2 separate regions of the Homo sapiens genome follow, and region 1 is linked to region 2. A link is an interaction called in ENCODE POLR2A ChIA-PET data of the cell type or tissue named here. Cell type or tissue: PC-3. All regions are shown on one strand. Each heading gives the region's core, and the rest is flanking DNA. Links, peaks and the distances in the headings are about the cores only.

The links. ChIA-PET counts read pairs that join two places held together with the same protein. Peaks named below come from ENCODE experiments on the same cell type or tissue, not always from the same donor. Only the 100,000 strongest peaks of a DNase experiment are listed, where the experiment ranks them.
Region 1: POLR2A ChIA-PET joins it to region 2 with 5 read pairs; 1 of 35 experiments calls an interaction of 5 or more read pairs at or near these places.

The regions. Positions count from the first base shown.
Region 1 is chr2:200,392,421-200,404,064 of GRCh38, reverse strand. The region is part of intron 3 of SPATS2L (spermatogenesis associated serine rich 2 like); the gene reads right to left. LOC101927741 (a long non-coding RNA gene) reads left to right here. Exons shown (of 7, transcript XR_007088047.1): 7 at 1-7,410. Among named protein-coding and RNA genes, the nearest start is that of SPATS2L, 92 kb to the right of the region's middle. In PC-3, for the core only: no CTCF peak of the experiment used is centred there; a DNase peak (open chromatin) is centred at 4,834; H3K4me3 peaks cover 296 bases; H3K27ac peaks cover 2,005 bases.
Region 2 is chr2:200,942,706-200,954,349 of GRCh38, reverse strand. It overlaps ORC2 (origin recognition complex subunit 2), which reads left to right. Exons shown (of 18, transcript NM_006190.5): 5 at 4,707-4,796; 6 at 11,573-11,644. Among named protein-coding and RNA genes, the nearest start is that of ORC2, 15 kb to the left of the region's middle. In PC-3, for the core only: no CTCF peak of the experiment used is centred there; a DNase peak (open chromatin) is centred at 9,359; H3K27ac peaks cover 1,450 bases.

The DNA.
Region 1 (11,644 bases), core at 3,583-6,082, 550 kb after region 2:
TCAAAACCCATGTGGAATGGAAGGGAGGTTCTTCTGTTTTTCTAAGAATTCAGAGAAAGGAGAAAAGGAGAAGTGAGAGTGAAGACATAATAAAAATTTCAGATTGTGAAGGGGAAAATTTATGGAAACCATTCCTCTGCGTGAGAGTTTTAGAATTCGCTTTGGGGCTTAAAAAGTGGAGAAAGGTTTAGAGCTGCCCTTATGGAAATGAGATAGGAAATGACCTTGATGAATGATGGAATGCTGAGCAGGCCTGTGGGTCCATGGTGCTGGACTGCACAGATCTGTTACGGTGCCGATCGGCATGGCTTTCCCCAGCAATTCTCAACAAGCCAGAAGCAGGAGCAAAGCAATCATCCATAGTTACAAACTGAACTGTAAGAAATGTAGTGGTAGATTTTAGGGCTCAGAAACATAGGGGCTGAGTATCACTAAGGTGTCTGATGAAGGCATCTGTGGTCTATGAAGGGGGAGGATGAATTGGAACACTAGAGAAAGGCTAAGGGACAAGAAAGAACAGATGTTAAAGAGAATTAGAAGATGAGAGAGGTCAATGATAAGGACATGCTCAGAGAAGGGATGTTAGACATTGCCAGTATGTGGTCCCAGTGCTGCTTGCTGGTGTGTAAGTATAACCCCTTTTCTGCAGTCCAGCCCTTTGCTTTTTAAAAAGAACTAAAGTGTTCTCCACAATTCCATCTTTATAGAGTAAACGTGCTCTTCTGCAATTTTTCATAAGCTGTGCCTCCTAAGTTTTTACTATCTGATCAAGCTCACCTGAGCATATCCTGTTAAAATATGTTGCTATAAGAGAAGCACATTGCTCCAGAAGTGGTTGGATTAGAGCAGAGGACTGTGAGACCTGCACCTGCCTTGGTTGGGCCCCGTTTATCCATTAAGGGAGTCTAAGGTGGCATCAGCAATTTTAGGAGCCACATTAATTAATCACTAGGTCAAATGCAGGTTACTTGCTACTGACTCTCCTTCCGTTGAGTTTGAGACAAGTGTCCCCGGGCCTTTACTTGTGCAATGACTAGAACACAAAGGTAGGATTTTATATTCATCTTTCTTAAATTTCAATATGTAAGTTCTGACATATCACTCCAGCCAACTGTTATGTTTTAGAACCTTGCATTTTGCCCCATGATAAACAGGAATGTTTCAGCCATTCCTTCCAATTTTGTATCATTTTAAAAATCAGTTGACATCCTCTATATCTTAGATTTGTTATTTGAATTTTGTGTAGGCCATGGCCAAGTACAGAGGCTAGAGTATTACCATAAAAACTTCCCTCAAAGTTGAAATTAATCTTTTAATACCTGGTTCATTCATTTCTTCAGTCAGTCACAATGCACAGACTCAGAAGCTGGACTGCAGCAGTGACAGATGCATTGGGGTTTATAGTCTAGGAAGGCAAATGTTTGATGAATGTTATAGAAGAAGCAGTAAGGATGCTCTGGCATCTATAACAGGGGACCTGTCCTAGTCTAGAGAGTAAGGGAAGCCCCCTCCAAGGACTGAAGTTAGCTTAAACCGAGAATGATGGGTTAGTAGCACTATAGTTAGGCCAGGGGAATGGGAGGGAAGGTGGAACATTCCAGGAAGAGGGCACAACGTCTATGAAGAGATAGGACTGAGTGACTGGAAGAACATGCTCAAAGGAATGAAGGTCAAAGATTGCTGGAGCATTAAGTATGAAAAGGAGGGGGACTGTGGGTGATGCTGGAGAAGAAAGGCACAAAGCAAAAGTGGGCAAGGCCCTGGAAGACTTATAATTTTGAGGCTTATTCTAAGGGCAAGCCATTGAAGAGCTTTACTCAGGGGAGGAACATGATGCTTGTATATTAAAGGTCATTCCAGTTTCTTTGTGAATGTGTTGGAGGAGATCAAATGGATTCCTGTTAGGATTCTAATACTGTCCAGGGGAGAGAAAATGGACCAAGATGGGGCAGTGTAGAAAAAGACTCACAAATTTCTTGGGAGGAAGCAATTGATTTGCATTTAACTAGATGCAGGGAATGGGGAAGATGAAGGCACATGGGTGATTCCTTGGTTTCTGGCTTGATTGTCTATGTGGCTGGTGGGGTCATTTCCTGAGAAGGGACCAGTGGTGGTAGCTTTACTCTTTTGGGAGCCTGTGAGACATCCATGTCCAGATATCTAAGAGGCAGCTGAATCTGTAAATCTGGAGCTCCAGAAAAGAACTGAGCCAGGGATAGAGATTTTGGCACCATCAGCATCAAACTGAGTCTCAACCCTGGCTGCAAACTGGAATTACTTGGTGAATTTTCAAAACATAGCTAAACCTGAGCCCCACTCCAGATATCAAATCTGGGACTTGGCATTCCTTAAAAAAAAAATTTCCCAGGGACTCTAATATCCATCCAGAATTGAGAACCGTGAGTGAGAAATCATGAAAGTCATAGATAGGTAAGGGACAGTGGATGAGGCAAAGGAGAGAAGGTGGCACAGGACAGATCTCTTTTTAAGTGTAACTGCTCACCTGTCAACTCATTTACCTGAGTGTACTCACTACGCACCCACCCCTTTCCATTATTTATGTAATATTATAATTTCAAAAATACCAGTTCTAGTTTAGAACAGTTTTACTTTCTGTAAAGCAAAACTCTTCGAGAGGGCACGCTCTCTCTCTGTAAGAGGGTATCCATCCCAGGTATCCACTGCTGCATAACAAGTGTCCAAAATTTTGTGGCTCAGAACAACAATCTATTTTTCACTATTTCTGTGGCTTAGGAATTAGGGAGGAATTTGGTGGAGCAGTCTGCCTCAGGGTCTCTCATGGAGATGGATGGTGGGTGGGGAGGGATGCTGCTGCAGATGGGGTGTGTCTGAGCCTCTCTCTCCTTGTGCAGTCTCAAGGTTTCTCCAAGTGGTCTGTGTTGATGGGCTAGTCTGGGCTTCCTTGAAGCATGGTGGAACAGTCAGACTGTTTACATGGCAGCCCAGAGAGCCACTGCAATATCCCACCTGGTGAAGAAGTAGCAGAATCACCTGGCTTTGGAAGTCTTTTCCTTCCTACTATACTGATCAACCAGCTACAAAAGTCTGCCCAGTTTTAAGGGGAGAGGCAGGCTCCATCTTTTAATGGGGGAAGATACTATTGTTGTCTCTTTGAAAAATACAGTTGGCTTCAAATAGTTAAAGATAATGAAATCAACAACCCAGATTTCTTTTTACCAATTCTTCGTCTATACTTTGTCAAGTCACTGAACATTTGGAAAAAAAGCAAATTTATTTAACAGTTACAATAATACTAAATGAAAATTGATAGTTTCTGTTAAATACAACTTCTTTAATTCCTAGAAATGAGCTGATGACTTATAGAGTAAGAGATATTCAAATGGACTTCTCTCCTATCTAAAAAAAATAGTAAAATTGGAGACTGATTTGAGTAATAATAAAACTTCAGTCTCCCACACACAAAAAAGTAAAATTAAAATGAACTAAAGTATTTTAAATCTTTAAATTTAGTCCATGATCAACTTTTTATATCAGAATTTTGATTTTTAATCTGACACTGGGAAGTTTAAATATATACATATAACTCTCAAATCATTGTTAGCAACAGTCTCTTTGATCTACGTTTAAACAAGCAATGAGCTTAATACATATCTCATTTCATCCATTTAGTTAGCATATATTCAGTATATACCTACATGTTTTCTATAATTGCTCTTGATTCTTCTCATATTTTCCCAGAACTACCAGTTAGACTTGCACATAATTTTAGGGTACACTGAGTCCTTGAGTCCACTGGAGGTCTGTTTTCAGCCAGCTGGTTATACCTACATGGTATTAGGACTTAGGTAAATATTCTGTCTAGCCACTATCACTGATGAATTCTATACTTTAATTTATTACTGAGGACAAAAAAATGTTATCTTCATTCAAGGCATTTTGTTTTTGGCATTTTGTTTTTGGTATTTTAATCAGAGTAGAATACTAAGACACTTTAATCTTCTGCTTCTAACTTAGAATATTCAGTAAAATCTTTCTTCTCATTTTCTTTGCAATTTAAAGTCTCCACTTGGAGGGGGGAAATGGTAATTATTGACATTCACTCTCCCTGAGGGATTTTTTTTTCCTGCTCATTCACAGAACTTTTCAGATAAAGAGTACCATAAAGGTATAAGTCACTATTACCCTTTAACCAATACCAGAATAAAGGAGTTAATTATTTTTTAGTCAATACCAGAATAAGGGAGTTGGGTTAATCTCTAAATTATATTAACCTTGGATATTTCTTCACTGTGGTGTAGAGGAAGCCGATGATTTAAACACCATGGAAACTAGAAGCACACTCTCTCTCTTTGAGGGGAGTTTATTTGTTCACCTACATATCATTTTTCATTTTAACAGGTTTGATCAATTAAAAAAGAGCATGATGATTTGAACACCAGTCAAAATTATCATCTGATTGGCCAGATCTTGTTTTCCCAATGATTTTATGAGTTTATTTGTTTGCTTTTCCTCTAAAGGCAGTAAAAAAGAATTAAAACTAGTCAGCATTTGCCAAATTCCTGAAATTACAATTTGAGCCACTAAAAATTTTAAAAACTACAATTGTCCATCGGAAGATGAGTGGATAAAGAATGTGGTATATATACACAGTGGAATATTATTTAGCCTTACAAAAGGAAACCCTGCAATGTGCAACAACATGACAACACTGATGAATCTTGAGGATGCTATGCTAAGTGGAATCAGCCCAGCACAGGACAAATACTACACGACTCCCCTCATATGAAGCATGTAAAATAGTCAAACTCATAGAAGCAGGGAGTAGGATGGTGGTTTCCAGGGCCTGGAAGGAGGAGGAAATGGAGAACTGCTGTTCAATGGGTATGAAATTTCAGTTATGCAAGATGAGTAAGCTCTAGAGGCACTGTCCCTATGACTAACAACATTGTATTGTACATTTAAAAACACAATAAGAGGGTAAATTTCATGTTAAATGTGCTTAGCATAATGTTTTTAAAAAGAAAGAAAAACATTAAGTTATATAATTGATCCTAAATCATCATTTCAATATATTTTTGATAATTACCTTCAAGGATTGAGAAGCAGAGTTCCGAAGCATCCCTAAGACAGGAGGGCATCAGAAATGTTATGCCAGTGAACCACACATGGACCTTTAAGATGGTTCGATCAGGTTCCGTTATTTTATAAGAAACTGACATACTGAGAGGTTACGTGCTAAGTTCAACCTGAGGCATCCAGTTTGTATCAGGACTCAGGTTGGTGCCCATGTTCTCTGATCCGCAGCACAGTCTCCCTTTTGGTCTTTCACAGTGCCAGTGCGTAGGAGGTGGGAAAGACCACAGGTTCATCCAATGATAGAGCTGCAAAGGATTTTGGAGTTCATCTACATGAACTCCCATCGTTTGGCAGATTAAAACATTGAAGCCAAGTGAATAAATACAATGTATACACATTGTACACAAAGGACAGTTTTTCAGTATAATGATGTCCCTTTGTTACTTTATAATGTGGTTTGAAACAAAGTATACTTTTAATGGAGAATAAGATTACTGAATCATTGTTCACCCTAGAAGTTGAGAAGACTTCCCATACTAGTGACAGTATGACTTGGTTTGCTAAAGGATGGGAAATTCTAGAGTTTGCATTTTAATTTACTATTTACTTTAGAATGATGGCTCCCAAACTTTTAATTTATTCTTTTCAATAAACATAAAAATCTCAAGCTTTTCTCATATAGTTGAATTCCAAAATAGGTATTCCAATTTCCTTTTTAAATATATACATATGTATTTTGTTACACTCTGAGGTATTGTGGCAGCTACGGAAATCAACACAGTTGACTGACAGCCTAGCTGCCACTCCTCTTGGGTCCCCCAGTGCATTTGCACCCCAGCCACACTCCCCCCAGGAGGTTGCTAGTTAACAGCTGAGGAGGCTGGGGACTCGTGAAAGCTCATTTCTGAACATTCCCCCAGTGGGCAACGTTGGCCTAAACACTCCTCATCAGCCTGCCGAAATTCAATACTGCATTGTAAGTTTGAGACATTCTCTGCTCGATTTTCCTTTCTTCTCCCTCTTCTTTCAAGCTATCAGATTTGCATGGAAGTCTAAAGCCTCTCCCTGCCTGCTCTGGCTGCCTACCCTCTTCCCCATCTCTTTTAATCCCATCTCATCTTGGCATCTGTCTCTTGGATGACTCAAAAGAAAACAAATATGTGGGTTTTTTTTTCTAATTATACCTATCTTTTCCCCCACTGACATTCTAATACTTGCCCTAGACCCAGGAAGCATGTCCCACTTCCTTCTTCCTCCCTATGAGTTGAGAATTACCATTAGACAATAGTGGCTAAATTATTTAACACTGATTAATTAGCCAATATTTGGGGGGCACAAAGTCTATGATATTATTATTATATAATAATATATTACTATAGGATAAGTACACAAATAAATCAAAAGTCCACTAGGAGCTTATAATCAAGTTAAGGAGCAATGATTTACAGAGAAAATGTGGTTTTAATAATAATACAAACAATAACAATTTTAAGGTCTGAGTTTATGCATCTATCTGTTTGTCTGTCTACCTGTCTGTCTAATCTATCCGAACAGATTTCCAGTGTACAAGGTTAGGAGAGAAGGAACCATTGTTACAGCCTTCCAACATTGTCATTTTCTTCTCCGTAAAAACTGAATAATTTAATACGAAGGATCATGGTGAGAAATAACTAGAATGTTGGTAAACTACCTATAAATCCCAAGGGATTGTGAATAGAAGTTACTTCTTCCTGCTGCCACAGGGTTTCATTTTCGACATGCTCTTGTATTCTTTAGCATTAACCATCTATCTTATATATACCTCTCAGCTGCAGTGCACAGGGGCTACCAGGAAAGACTGGAAGGAGTGGGGGTGGAGAGGCAGGAGAAGCAGGAGAGAAACACTGTGAATTCCGATCATGTAGCCTGGAAAAAGCAATGCGATGCTAATCCTACAATAGTAAATTTCTTCTTATCCCCTGAAACTGAGGCTGACATTTCCATTTATTCATTCAGTTCCTTTAGACTCCTTGTCAAATCTCTTCTAGTTGCCAAGCAACAGTAACAGCAGTTCTGTACATAAGCATTAGGCAACAACTATTGTCAATGTTTCTCCTTTCTGTTAATGGGAAATTTAATGACCCTTTCCTATGAGAAAATGATGACAAGAACCTGTTTCATGGTGAAATCTGAAAGCTGTGTGGCTTGTGTTCTTGTTTGAATCCAAGGGTTGGACTAAATTGACTTCTACACTCCTGCAAATTTTTCCCCAAAGCTTCCATGGTTTGCACTTTCAAAACAACTACTTAGCATTAAAACTTGTGTCAAATCCCATGAAGCGAGTTATCTATTAAATGGAGTTAATGTTTTAAAGATGCATAATGATGGGTTTCTTCTGTACTCTCTCTAATCAAATGCTTGGATTTTTCTGACCATACTCCACCCCACATAAAGATTTGAACTATATGTCACTACTCTGTAAAATGCAGATCAAGAGAGTTACAAGAAAAAATAATAAAATAGTACATATTTATTCAAAAATAATTAAAAATCTGCTCATCCGTTGGGGACAGACACCACGACACACAGACATGAACACCTTCTATCTCCATCATCTGCAGAGACATTGAATATGTCACCTCTCTGGACAAGAGACTTTTCTCCTTTTTACTATTCCTTGTTTTTTATTTGAATGATTCTACACAATTATTGTTTATAAACCAATTTACCTCTATAACTGTAACAGTTCTAAAAGCTATTCACAGTGAGTGGCGCAGCTCAGCGATGACATTATAGACTGAGCTGTTCCCCATTTCCATATCATCGTATTGTCTAGTCTCACTTATTTTTTGTAGGCTCAGCAATAGCTATAAACGTTTGAAAAAGTCAAGTTCGCTTTTATGTTCTTTTTCTCATTTGGTCTTTTTACTTTTTCTTTCCAATCTTGGTTCTATGGGAAAATATATATATATATATATATATATATATATATATTTTTTTTTTTTTTTTTTTTTTTCCAGATCGAGTCTCACTCTTTTGCCCAGGCTGGAGTGAAGTAGCATGCTCTCCACTCACTGCAACATCTGCTCCCTGGGTTCAAGAGATTCTCCTGCCTCAGCCTCCCAAGGAGTTGGGATTATAGGTGTCCACCACCACTCCCAGCTAATTTTTGTATTTTTAGTAGAGACGGGGTTTCGCCATGTTGGCCAGGCTGGTCTCGATCTCCTAACCTCAGGTGATCTGCCTGCCTTGGCCTCCCAAAGTGCAGGTGTGAGCCACCATGCCAGGCCTCAAACAAAAATGTTAATTAACTAGAGCTCTTTTTCCATTTTTTAATTGTGAAATAAACAGATAAGCTCCCCCAGATTCTTTCTAGTTTATATCGTTAAGAGCTCATAAAGCAGCTCTACATTTATTATTGTACTTGATGACTTTGTGAGGCAGATTTTATTATCATGTCCAATTTACAGATTAGGAAATTGAGGCCCAGAAAAGTTAAGTGGCTTATTTCAGGGTGCTCAACTAATAATCTCTGACTTCTGTCTCCAAACTCCACACTCTTTCCACAGCCTTACCTTGTTGGAGATCACTTCCCAAGTGTACTGGGTCCTCTAAAGTGGCTTAGAGGTCACTCATTGGAATTAGTTATCAGTGCATAATTGGACACTTTGCAACTATTAACCCCATTTACAAAGATCTTCTTTACTTTCCATCACCAAGTTTTACTGCTGAATTGTATTCTATTTAAACTGATTTATGGGAATGCATTAAAAATATCTGACTAAAATTTCTATTTTGTCTATACCAGTTCTAATAATCCTTTCTTATTCAGTTAAAATTATTTAAACATTTATAAATCTAATTTACCTTGGTACCCACATATTTTACACAGAAATAATCTAACAGTGACTATTAAGCTGTACACTGAAATCATCTATAAATTTCTAGTATTCAATTTCTTTAAAAATACATTATTTAGAAAAGAAGCTATTAAAAAATGAGTATGCCCTAAATATAAGATCAGATTAGCCCAAAGATTTTGTTCTGATAGCTCACCTTCACAGAGTGACATTTGGGGAATTTTTTTCTCCCTTTATTTTTTTATTTCATGCAGCAGGATATGACCGGTTACTCAGCAAAGGACCTCATTTGGTATTGTGAAGCCTACCTGAGACCACCTGTATTTGATGATTATGTAAACATACTACTTTTCTGAAGAACCACAGGTGGTCAACGTAAGTAACCCAAGTTTCTGTTTTTAGAAGCAATTTAAAATATGCTTTATTTAATAGCAAAAAGAGTACTAAAATGAGATGACATTTCCATTAACCTACATTTCATTTTTCAAGAAGACTTGAGATTTTGCAAAACATCGTAAATGGGAAATGAAGTCTCTAAAGAACTTAACAATTCAAGCAGGCGTGTCCATTCATTCATTATTCATTCATTTATCTAACTCTATCTGGGGGTCAACTATGTATCAAACCCAAGAATAGTAATAGTAAGACCCATTCTCTGCCTCCAAGAAGCACAGTCTCACATGGGGAGACAGAGCCACAACTAACAATTACACTCCGTGGAATAACAGCTGCAGTGGAGAATGCAGAGAAGCCCACAGAAGTACAAGGTGAATGACAGAGGAAGGGCGAATCATTCAGGCAGGGTAGGAGAAAGAAGAGAGTTGAGTCCCTGAGGAGGACATCCCAGACAGAGGAAACAGCCTTTGCAAAGGAGGCAGACACATTCAAGGTCAGGGTGGCGAATGAGAGATGCGTGGAGATGCGGCAGTGGATAAGGGTGTAAAAGGTGGACGGGGTCCACTCATGCAGGGGATGTATGTTATGCCGAAGAGACCAGACTCTGATTGCAACCATATTTTCAATTTAAATCCTTATCGTTATAATCCAACAAGGTAGAGATATTTTAAAATGAAACAGTTAAAATGATTGTCAATTTTAAGTTTCAGTTGTCTTGAATATTAAACCTGAAATCATTAGCTACCTGCTTCTTTGGACTAAAAGCTGCATGAAGGCAGGAATCATTTCCTCACCAAAGCACCTACTCGAATTCATCCAATAGAGGACCCACTAGAGACAGCTGATGAACTCATTGGATTCCAACACTTCTTATGAAGTAATTAATTTCCCACAGTGCTCGACTAGATACTGCATCACCAACACTAAATAGATGTTTTATCTGATCTCTACAAGCTTGTAATCTAAGACATAACAGTTGTTATTCTTAATTTTGAGAATTAAAATGTCATTGCTCTGTGTGACAGATTGAGAAACAAACTAATCATAAAAATTTTTAGGCCATAAAAGCTAATAACTAAAGACAGTAAGTATACTAAAATAAATCAATGTCAAATTATAAACGTTCAGAATTTTCAGTTGTTTATTATGATTTATTTCATTGAGTTGAGAAATCTATTAACCTTTTGACATGGGAAGATGGAATTCACTAAATAAGTTAGAGAAGCACTACTTCCATTGTCATCACCCTCTTTCAAAATAGTGCCAACATTTTTATAAGTTACGGAAATGCAGTGGGAAAACACTACTGTTAATTGTCAGGTAGACATCTGACACTGCTCATGAGGAGTGGGATGACTGTGGCTCTTAAGCCTATGCATGGAGCATTTACACTGAACCTCTGTGATCTGTGTGCTAACAGATCAGCCTATTTTCCCTCATTGGCATGATGCCACCTCTGTTTTGAATAAGACACTCTAATGTCGGCTGCTCTGCCTACCATATTGGTCTGTCCACCAGCCATGTTTTGCAGGGATCAATTGCTATGAGTCTGATTCTTTAAAGTGCTTTTCCTTTCCATGGTCCAACTTTAGGAGCTGTTCTATCTCAACAGATATTAGGAAAGGGGCTGCCAATCCTCGATCAGCACCATGGCGCCCAACCCAGATTCTCAAATTGGGGAATACATATTCTCACTTGAATATATGACTGTGAGTTCAGACATTATATGAAGAAGCCATGACATAAAAGGGACATCTTGCTGCTATTTTTTACTCAATGGCCAATAAGTTTGTAAAGATATAGGAAAAAACAAACTCCGCTTCTCCTACTATGCTCTCACAATGCAGAATACTTCTGGGGACCTCTGGTCACCCAAATGTGTGGGGGACTTCTCTCCACCAAGTAATCGTTCAGCAGTGGATTCTTCAGCAGACATCAGCTGGGTGTTCTCCCACTTAGTTCTCCCAGTGTTAATTCTGACACTGTCTACCTGGAGATAGCATCAGATCCCACAGATTGAGAGCTCAGTTCCACAAGACCACCCCCCACTTCAGATACCAGCACAAGTACAATTGGCCCTCCATATCCACAGGTTCCATATCTGTGGATTCAACCAACCACAGAACCAAAATATTTGGGAAAAAAACAGTAAAAAATATCAGGAGTGTACTGAGTACCTATGGCTTTTGGAACATCATAAAATCAAAAAATCTTAAATCAAACCACCATAAATAAGGGACGGTCTATAATTTGCTAGAGTGGCTCACAGAACTCAGGGAACACATTTACTCGTTTATTACAAAGGATATTATTAAGGTTACTGATGAACACAAGAGAGAAGAGATACACAG
Region 2 (11,644 bases), core at 8,302-10,801:
CTAAAGACTTAGTTTTGGCCAGGTGCAGTGGCTCATGCCTGTAATCTCAGCACTTTGGGAGGCCAAGGCGGGTGGATCGCCTGAGGACGGGAATTCAAGACCAGCCTGGCCAACATGGCGAAACCGTGTCTCTACTAAAAATACAAAAAATTAGCTGGGCGTGGTGGTGGGTGCCTGTAATCTCAGCTACTCGGGAGGCTGAGGCAGGAAAATCGCTTGAACCCGGGAGATGGAGGTTGCAATGAGCCAAGGTCACACCATTGCACTTCAGCCTGGGCAACAAGAGTGAAAATCCATCTCAAAAAAAAAAAAAGAAAAAGAAAGAAAGAAATCCCAAATCCCATCTCTACAAAAAACATACAAAAATTAGCTGGGCGTGGTGGCATGCACCTGTAGTCCTAGCTGCTCAGAAGGCTGAAGTGGGAGGATCACTGGAGCCCAGGAGGTTGAGGCTGCAGTGAGCCACAATCACACCATTGCACACTAGCATGGGTGACAGAGCAAGAATTTATCTCATACACACACAAAAAAGCTTAGCATCTGAACCATTTTTAAAGTGTATGGGTTCAGTGGCATTAGGTACATTCACACCATTTGTAACCAATCTCCCAAACTTTTCTCATTGTACAAAACTGAAATTTATTCATCTGTAGATGGACACTTGGGTTGCTTCAACCTTTTGGGTATTGCGAATGATGCTGCTATGAACATGGGTGTACAAATACCTCTTTGTGACCCTGCATTCAATTCTTTGGGGTTTATACCCATAAGTGGAAATGCTGGATCATGTGCTAATTCTATTTTTAATTTTTTAAGGAACCACCATACTTTTTGCACAGTGGCTGCACCATTTTACATATCAACCTACAGTGTACAAGGGTTCCAATTTCTCCACGTTCTTACCAACACCTATTTCCTTTTTTAAAAAAAAAAAAAAACAGTAGCCCTTTTAATGGATATGAGGCGGTGGTTTTATTTTCTTTTAAATTTAACATATCGTTAAATTCTCAGAGGTCAGTCTTCGGACAAAAAGAACTGTAATAGCTAGTAGTATTGCATTCTAATATATAAATAATGTGTGGTTTTCTATATTATACTTTTGGATTGTTTGTAACTTTTTATTAGTGTAACTAATGCAGTAGTGATTGATTTTGATGTAGGACTTGAGTCTTTGAATGTAAGTTTGTTGGAGATCAGCTGGTTGAACAGTATTGCCTTTTTTTTTTTTTTTTTTTTTGAGACAGGGTCTCACTCTGTCACCTAGGCTGGAGTGCAGTGGCACAATCAAGGCTCACTGCAACCTTAGCCTCCCTGGGCTCAGGTGATCCTCCCACCTAAGCCTCCTGAGTAGCTGCAACTACAGGTGCGGACCACCATGCCTGGCTAGTTTTTGTATATTTTGTAGAGGTGGAGTCTCACCATGTTGACCAGGCTGGTCTCAAACCCCTAGGCTCAAGTGATCTGCCAGCCTCAGCCTATCCAAAGTGCTGAGATTAGAGGTGTAAGCAATTATGCCCAGCCTGCTTTTTTTTTTTTTAATTTTTAAGCTATCATATCCATAATGCATCAACTGGAATTTTCCAGTTTCATTTTCTTCCAATAAACTGATAACTTAATGATACTTTTGATGCTATCTGAGTGTAGTAGGCTTTCATGTTTCTCAAATTTTCTCTTAAATCTTTTACAGTTTCTCATTCTCACCTTATTTAAAACCAGTTGTTTTAGTTAATAACTTTTTCAAGTTTATATTTTGTCTATATTTGACATTCAGACAAAAATAAATTATATAGGCCGGGCGCGGTGGCTCATGCCTGTAATCCCAGCACTTTGGGAGGCCAAGGTGGGTGGATCATGAGGTCAGGAGATCGAGACCATCCTGGCTAACACAGTGAAACCCTGTCCCTACTAAAAATACAAAAAAAATTAGCCGGGTGTGGTGGCGGGCGACTGTAGTCCCAGCTACTCGGGAGGTGGAGGCAGGAGAATGGCATGAACCCAGGAGGCAGAGCTTGCAGTGAGCCTAGATCGTGCCACTGCACTCCAGCCTGGGCGACAGAGTGAGACTCCGTCTCAAAAAATAAATAAATAAATAAATTATATAAATATATAGTTATACATTCTATATTCTAATTATATATTCTAGTTGTAGTTCTATCATTGCAGTAACAAGTTCTCCATAAATAGATTTGTGCATATATGAAAACTAGATATACTGTAGAAGTAGCATTGCAGATCACTGGGCTAGTGATGAACTGGTCAGTAAATGGTGATGGGACAATTGTATATTCCCATTTTAAAAAAAAGGCCCTCTACCTCCCTTTATAAACAGATTAATTACCTTAATTATTTAAACATGAAAAGCAAATTGTAAATGCTTTTAGACAAAAATATAAGAGAATATGGTTTTGGTCTTGATTACAGAAAGTTTTCTTAGAAAATATGTAATCAAAAGAAAAGATTGACAAATTCAACTAATTAAAATTCATTGTTTCTCAAGAAAGTGAGAAGACTACAGACTAGAAGAAAATGTTGCAGAAGACATGTCTGATAAAGGACTTTTAATCCAAAATATACAAAGAGCTTTTAAAATTCAGCAATAAGAAAACAATTTAATTAAAAAATAGGCAAATAGGTATTTGAACAGATACCATATGCTTATTTGCCATCTATTTTTATTCTTTATTACCAAGGAAAATAAACAGATGGCCAATAAGCATATGAAAATATGCTCAATATCATATCATTAGGGAATTGCAAATTAAAACAAAATGAGATACCACTATACACCTATTAGAATAGCCAAAATCCAAAACACGAATACCACCAAATACTGATTAGGATGTGGAGCAGCAAGAACTCATTTATCTCTAGTTAATGCAAAATGGTGCAGCCCCATGAAAAACAGCTGTGCTGCTGCTTATGAAACTCAACATACTCTAACTATATAATCCAGTAGTTATGTTTCTTAGTATTTACCCAAATGAGTTGAATACTTATGTCCACACAAAAACCTGCAGGTGGACCTTTATAGCAATTTCATTCACAATGGCCAAAACTTGGAAGCAACAAAGAGGTCGTTCAGTAGATGAATGGATGAACAAACTGGCACATCCTGACCATGGAGTATTCAGCACTTAAATAAAAAAGAGCTATCAAGCCATGAACAAGATATGAAAGGACCTTAAAAGTATGTTACTAAGTGAAATAAGCCAATCTGAAAAGGCTACATACTGTATGATTCCAACTATATGACATTCTGGAAAATGCAAAACTGTGGAGACAGTAAAAAGACTAGTGTAAAGTCTATTTTATAAGAAACCAGCACTTTCCTTCAAATGACACCATAAAAAGAGTGTAAAGACAAGCCACAGCGTAAAGAAGATATTTTTTCTGAGAAGAAACCTGTAAAAAAATGTTCAGTGTCATTAATGATTAAGGAAATACAAATTTAAGACGCCTCTCTTCAGTTTATACCCATTGTTTGACAAAGATTAAGGAGTTTGGATAAAACCAAGCGTTGGTGGAAATACAGATCACTAGGAAAGCTTAATAAGGAGGATGAGCACACACTTTGGAAAGTTTGACACCATTTTCTAATAAATCCATTAAGTATTGACAAAAATTACATATATTTAAATGAAAACAACTTTCAATAACTTAATGAGGAGGGCATTGTTTTCTATTTTTAATGTCTGGCTTCATTGAAGGCAACTGGATTTTCTTCTTCACGCATTCCATTAGTCAATATGGTAACTTGTTATCACATCATGTCGTCTCTGGCATACCTCACTGTACACTCTTGTTTGAGAGTCAAAAGTTAATTAATGTCTTAGTATTATTACGAAGTAATTTTGACCTCAGGGATCCTAGCAACCCTCAGGCCACATGTTGGAAATTGCTGTGATAGAAAGTAGGATACTAGAAATGAATGTTCACTGTGTTGTAGGTAGCAGTTGATATTTAAAGAGGAGATTGAAGAATGTCAGTTAAGTCAGGATCTGTGAAGAAAGCTTTTTTTTTTGATACTTTATCACTTTATCACCGAGGCTGGAGTGCAGTGGCACAATCTCTGCTCACCGCAACCTCTGCCTCCCAGGTTCAAGCAATTCTTCTGCCTCAGCCTCCTGAGTAGCTGGAACTACAGGCATGTGCCCCCATGCCCGGCTAATTTTTTGTATTTTCAGTAGAGACGAGGTTTCACTGTGTTAGCCAGGATGCTCTCAATCTCCTGACCTCGTGATCACCTGGCTCAGCCTCCCAAAGTGCTGGGATTACAGGTGTGAGCCACTGCGCCCGGCCAAGAAAGCTTCTACCATAAAACAGCTGTTTAAATCTCAACCTCAACAATTGTACTTTTCATCTTTGCTTCAGAAAATAAATATAACCAAAAAACTCCCTTTAGTCCTCCCTTCCCAGGGACAACTGTTACTAGGAATTGAATGCATATCCCTCTAATCTGGGGTTTTGCTATGGTTTTGTATTTTTACATAGATGTCTGTGTATCTTTGAATAGCATGTTAAAACTTATATAAACAGTTTCATAGCCTGTTTTCTTTACTATGTATTTCCAAATATTTTATATATAAATATAGTTAAATCTTTATGCAAGGCTATGAGGGGTACAAATCTTAAGTTTTTTTGTTAAAATTTTTTTCTGTTAATTTTGTTCTTTTTTCCTAAATGTATATTGCATTTTTTTCTTTCAGAATCATTGAAAAATGGCTCTGCTACAGGTGGTGGAAATAAAGTTTATTCTTTTCAGAATAGAAAACACTCTGAAAAGATGGCTAAATTAGGTATGTTGCTTTTCTGATTTCTATAACTATTACTCATCTTTCCTAAGGTAGATTTAACCACATTCCCCATGATTATTATACCACTACATTTCCTAAAAGAATGAAGAGAGATTCCCTATGGTTTAGGGAATAATGAGACGTTCCCTAAAAGAAGGATGTTATATTAAGCACAATTAAGTTCATTTGTTTTTTTCATGCTCAGATGTCTTCTGTTTTCAGCTAGATTATAAGCTTCTTGTAGTATGTGCACAGTCTTTGTTTTTCTTTAGTCCTCTCCAAAATATGTAGCTTAGTTTCTTTTTTTTTTTTTTTAAAGGTGGAGTCTCACTCTGTTGCCCAAGCTGGAGTGCAGTGGTGCAATCTCGGCTCACTGCAACCTCCACCTCCTGGGTTCAAGCAATTCTCCTGCCTCAGCCTCCTGAGTAGCTGAGACTACAGGTGTGCTCCACCACACCCGGCTAATTTTTTTGTATTTTTAGTAGAGAAGGGGTTTCACCATGTTGGCCAGGTTGGTCTCAAACTCCAAACCTCAAGTGATCCACCCACCTCGGCTTCCCAAAGTGCTGGGATTACAGGCATGAGTCACCATGCCCGGCCATAGCTTAGTTTCTTCACAAATTTTTTTGAAGTAACAAGTGAGAATCACATAGAGATATTCTGAATTGATTAATAAATAAGAGTTTTGCTGGGCATGGTTGCTCACGGCTGTAATCCCAGCACTTTGGGAAGCTGAGGCAGGAGGCAGGCAGATCCCTTGAGGTCAAGAGTTTGAGACCAGCCTGGCTAACATGGTAAAACCCCGTCTCTACTAAAAATACGAAAAATGAGCCAGGCGTGGTGGCACGTGCCTGTAGTCCTAGCTATCCAGGAGGCTGAGGCAGGAGAATCACTTGAACCTGGGAGGCAGAGGTTGCAGTGAGCCGAGATTGTGCCATTGCACTCCAGCCTGGGTGACAGAACAAGACTCCATCTCAAAAAACAAACAAACAAAAAAACCCAGAGTTTTACCCTGTATATGGAAAAATGTTGTTTATATTACAGAAAAATGCTTATATAAAGTTATTAGTAATGGTCTTCTAACATTTTTCTTACTTGAGTTACCACCTATACCAATTAACACTTCAGTTGCTGATTTTCAGAGAACTAAGCTGTAATAAATTACATATAACCTTAAAATTAAACTGTCAATTATTTTTCAAAATTCAGGCCAGGCATGGTAGCTCATGCCTGTAATCTCAGCACTTTGGGTGGCCAAGACAGGAGGATCGCTTGAGGCCAGTAGTTCAGTACCAGCCTGGGCAACATAGCGAAACCCTGTCTCTACAGAAAATTTAAAAATTAGGCTGGGTGCAGTGGCTCACGCCTGTAATCCCAGCACTTTGGGAGGCCGAGGCAGGTGGATCACAAGGTCAGAAGATCGAGACCATCCTGGCTAACACAGTGAAACCCCGTCTCTACTAAAAATACAAAAAAAAAAATTAGCCAGGCGTGGTGGCGGGCGACTGTAGTCCCAGCTACTCGGGAGGTTGAGGCAGGAGAATGGCGTGAACCCGGGAGGCGGAGCTTGCAGTGAGCCGAGATCGCGCCACTGCACTCCAGCCTGGGCGACAGAGCGAGACTCAGTCTCAAAAAAAAAAAGAAAATTAAAAAATTAGCCAGGCATGGTGGTACATGCCTATAGTCCCAGCTACTTGGGAGGCTGAAGCAGGAGGATGACTTGAGCCTAGGGGTTCAAGGTTGCAGTGAGCCATGATCACACCACTACACTCCAGCCTGGGTGACAGAGTGAAACCCTGTCTCAAAAAAACAAAAACAAAAAAATCAGATGGCACTGTATTTCGATCTTGTGGTATGAGGGGGTCATCATTTTTGAAAGCAGTAAGGAAGGGAAATAATATATGTGAAAGCACTTTGAAAATTATAAAGGTATATAAATACAAAGTTTGGAAATACCAAAAAGTCAGGAACAAAAGTATAATAATTATCCACCTGGTAAATGTAATAGTTGAAAAAGAGGGCTTATAACGTATAATTATAAAACACCTATGGATATTTCTTCAGTGGTTTGTTTTTATTCAATCACTGTAGCCAATGACACATGTAAACATTCAAGGTCAAGTAAAAATAAAATATGTTAAATGTTGACACTGATGAGGAATATATGAGAAGTAATTATAAAACCTGTATTTCTGAATATAAGTTAATCAGTTGCCAAAATCAGTTTAGTTTTTCTAAAATGTGTAACATTAAATACATTACTGATTTTGAACATAACATGGTACATACAATAATTTACATTAATTGATGTGTTTCTTAGTATTTATTATCTACATCAAGAAATTAAGTTTTTTTGGTTGGTCGCGGTGGCTCGCTCCTGTAATCCCAGCACTTTGGGAGGCCGAGGTAGGTGGATCACTTGAGGTCAGGAGTTCAAGACCAGCCTGGCCAACATGGTGAAACCCAGCTCTACTAAAAATACAAAAATTAGCTGGGTGTGGTGGCACACACCTGTAATTCTGGCTACCTGGGAGGCTGAGGCAGGAGAATCACTTGAACCCAGAACGTGGAGGTTGCAGTGAGCCAAGATTGCACCACTGCACTCCAGCCTGGGTGACAGAAAGAGACTCCATCTGAAAAAACAAGAAATTAAGTTTTTAAATCTATAAAAATGACTGAATCCTGTATAGGAGCACTGAGAAACCAGAGAAGAAATGCTGATGTAATAATTAGAAAGATAAAGTAGACAGCAAGACCAAAATGAAACCCTAGGACAATGGTGCAGGACAAAGAAATACCACTGGAGAAAGAGGAGAATTATTATTGTAAAGTGAAATAGAACTCACAGGAGTAATCAAGTAGTAGTTCTCCATTTGGAGAATTAGCATGCTCATAACTTAAAGATGATAATGTGTTGTATTTGTAAGCACTGCATAAAACTGGAATATTATCCTCATTCTGCGCATTTCTGTCATCATATCTGAAAGAAATACACATTTTAAAGTCATGAGAAGATAGTTTTATAGATATTTCGTCTTTATTATTATGACCATGAAATTTCAGGAACGCAGTTTAACAGACTGATCAGACTTTCTATAATCTTTGTTTAGTTATGATGCTCTTTAATGAATTTCATTGACTCATTAAGTATTGTTGCTAATTGTGTTTACATCTAAATATATCAGTAAAATAGAATGCCTTAATATTTAATAAATAACATGATCTGCCAGAAAATCATATGTTATTCTGAGTATAAATGATGATTTTGTCCAGGCATGGTAGCTCACACCTATAATCCCAACACTTTGAGAGGAAAAGGTAAGAGGATCACTTAAGCCCAGGAGTTTGAGACCAGCCCGTGCAACCTAGTGAGACCTTGTCTCTATAAAAAAAAATTAAAAAAAAAAATAGATTTTCATATAATTGGGCTAACCAAGATATAGGGCTAGAAATAGACTATAAGTTAGATAGGAAGGCTTTGTAAAATACAGAGAATGTATCTAGAGTAAGAAAATAAATGTAAACAAAAGAGCAAAAGTAGAAGTACCAGGTAGAGAAGAAAGTGAGGAGTTCAGTCAGGCTGGAGAAATAAATGGGTAAATTAAAAATAGATTGAGATCCAGCAATCCCACTACTAGATATATACCCAAAGGGTATGAAATGAGTATGTCGAAGAGATATCTGCACTCCCGTGTTCATTGCAGTATTATTTTGCAATATCCAGGATATGGAATCAAGCTAAATGTTCATCAACAGAGGAGCAGATAAATATAAATGAGGTAAAAGAAAATAAGTATCTTTTTAAAAAAATTAGAAAATAGATTGGTTAGATAGGACCAGATAATAGACTAATCTAAAGCTATCATTAGACAGAGACCAGTTTATTGTGTAAAATACAATACAGATGAATTAATAGAATAATGAATATAAAGATACAAAATTTATGCCCTATTTTTTTTTGCAAGCCCACAAATAATATCATAATTTTTTTTAAGGGTCTCACTGTATTGCCCCGGCTGGAACGTGTGGTGTAATCTTGGCTTGCTGCAACTTCCATGTCCTAGGCTCAAGCAATTTTCCTGCCTCAGCTTCCTTTCCTCAGTGTCCCTTTAGCTCGGGCTAAAGTCACACGCCACCACACCTGGCTAATTTTTCTATTCTTTTGTAGAGACAGGGTTTCTTCATGTTGCCCAGTCTGGTCTCGAACTCCTAGACTCAAGTGATCCACCCACCTCGGTCTCCCAAAGTGCTGGGATTATAGGCTTGAGCCACCATGTCCAGGTCTAATTTTCTATTAATAGAGTCAACAGCCATGCCATTACATTTCATTTAATATCATCAAAAACAAATATGACATAGGAGCAAGAAAAGAATAAAAACTGTACACATGCATTGAAAGTGTGCATGTAGATGATTAATACAGAGCAAAGGTCAGCCAGCTTTTTCTGTAAAGGGCCAGACAGTAAATATTTTCAGCTCTGTGAGCTAGACAGTCTCTGTTGTGACTACTGAACTTGGCTGTTGTAGCTGAAAAGCAGCCACAGACAATACGTATGGATGGTGTGGCTACATAAAGCTGTACTTAAAACAAGTGGAAAGGCTGGGTTTGGCCCCATAGACTTATAGCTTGCTGACCCCTGACATAAAGAAACACTGTAACTTTTTGCCATTCATAGTCATAACTAAACACAAAGTTATGTGTTAAATAGTGATTCACCGCTGGGCGTGGTGACTCATGCTTGTAATCTTAGCACTTTGAGAGGCCGAGGCGGGAGGAGAACTTGAGGCCAGGAGTTTGAAACCAGCCTGAGCAACATAGGAAGACCCAGTCTCTACAAAAATTTAAAAATTAGCTAGGCATAGTGGCGCACGCCTGTGGTCTCAGCTATTTGGGAGTTTGAGGTGGGAGGATTGCTTGGGCCCAGGAGGTCAAGGCTGCAGTGAGCCATGATCACGCCAGTGTACTCCTGGGCGACAGGTACTTGTACTAGGCATTGTGCCTGGTGCTTATTAGACATGTTGAGTCATCCAAGAGGTGTTGGAATGTCTGCCTATCTCTGTGTGCTCACAAAAATGACTATCTTAGCCGGGCGCGGTGGCTCACACCTGTAATCCCAGCACTTTGGGAGGCCAAGGCAGGCAGATCACGAGGTCAGGAGTTTGAGACTAGCCTGGCCAGCATGGTGAAACCCCCGCTCTACTAAAAATACAAAAAATTAGGTGGGCATGATGGCACACATGTGTAATCCCAGCTACTCAGGAGGCTGAGGCTGGATAACTGCTTGAACCTGGGAGGCAGAGGGTGCAGTGAGCTGAGATCGCACCACTGCACTCCAGCCTGGGCGACAGAGCAAGACTCTATCTCAAAAAAAAAGAGACTATCTTGTTCTTAATCCTCTTCAATTCTTCCTTTTTATTCTTTTCTCCCTGGCTCCTTTGTAGTTTAATAGTTATTTAAAATCAGGTGGAGCATTTTTATGTTTCAGTATAACACCAAAATGATCTCAGCTAAGTTGCTTTTGTTGCTTCTTTTCATATGAAGTTTTTTCCCTATCCTGTGAATCAGCCTTTAATCCAAAAATGACATAAAGAGAAGAGCAAGGACTGAGCCTTAAGTATGCCTAGAATGTTGAGGAGGCTGAGGACAGTGAAGAAGAGATGAAATAACCACAACCAGTAGCTTGGGAACCAGGATAATGTCATAAGACTCAAATGGAGGAATTAATATCAAGGGAAGATTAAAAAAAAAAAAAAAACTTAGTGAATCATATAGAAGACCGAAGGGATTAAGGAAGAAGAAGCAGCCAATTCATTTGTAGAGATTGTTATGAGTATTTTGGGTCAGTTTCAAGACTGGAGGATAAAAATGGGGGCAGGTTAGAAAGGTTTAGGAGCCAGTAAAATGGCTTTCACTTGTACAAATTTAACTACACCTTCTCCATTTAGAGAAAAAAAGCAAAAAAGCAGTTAATTTGGTATGTGCCCTTTTTCTCAGTGAACAGTGTCCCAGTGTGAGAGTTAACTTGGAAAAGGTAAATCTGTTTCTTCATTTGGGTTCATTTTCCACATGCCTCTCATGGTGTGAGTGTGAGAGCATCATTAAAGATAACACTTATATTTTTTTATTTAAAATGGCCTCTATTATAAGTGATTTGGTCTTTGGTCTTTAGAAAAAAAAAGCGAGAGAAAGAAAATTGTTAAAGTAAAAATAAAATGGCCCCTAAACAAAAGACCACTATTCCATTTATTCTCGGTTGAAGAAATGGCCATCTGTTCAACACTCTATTTTATGTATTATTTATATGTATTATAGACTTTTTGGCACAAAATAAACTGTTCACACTTTATGGAAGATTTAAAAGATTTTAAAGTATAATTTTAACTCTGCACAGTTTTCACTTGATTTTAGATCTCACTTTCTGGCCCTTCTTTCTCACCCCCCATCAAAGATGTGCCTCAACTATATATGGTAAGAAATGAAAGGAACATAAGTGGTTGATGGAGAGGAGAGTATGGTAATTAGAGAAAGCAGCAAGGTCAAAGTTAGTTATTTGTATTTTCTTTTAAAGAAATCTGTGGGTAATATGAAGGAAAATTTGAAGATTCTGGGAAGACAGCTAATAAAGGTGAAAGCAGTATTACTCCTAATATGGGTAGGATTATTTTTCTGATAAAAGTAACAGAGGTTTTTAAAGAATTTTTGTAAGCGTAATAAGGTTATTTCCCTCTTTATCTACTGTTGTCCTTTAAAAGGTTTTTATATATTTCTTTGTTTACAGCTTCAGAACTAGCAAAAACACCACAAAAAAGTGTTTCATTCAGTTTGAAGAATGATCCTGAGATTACGATAA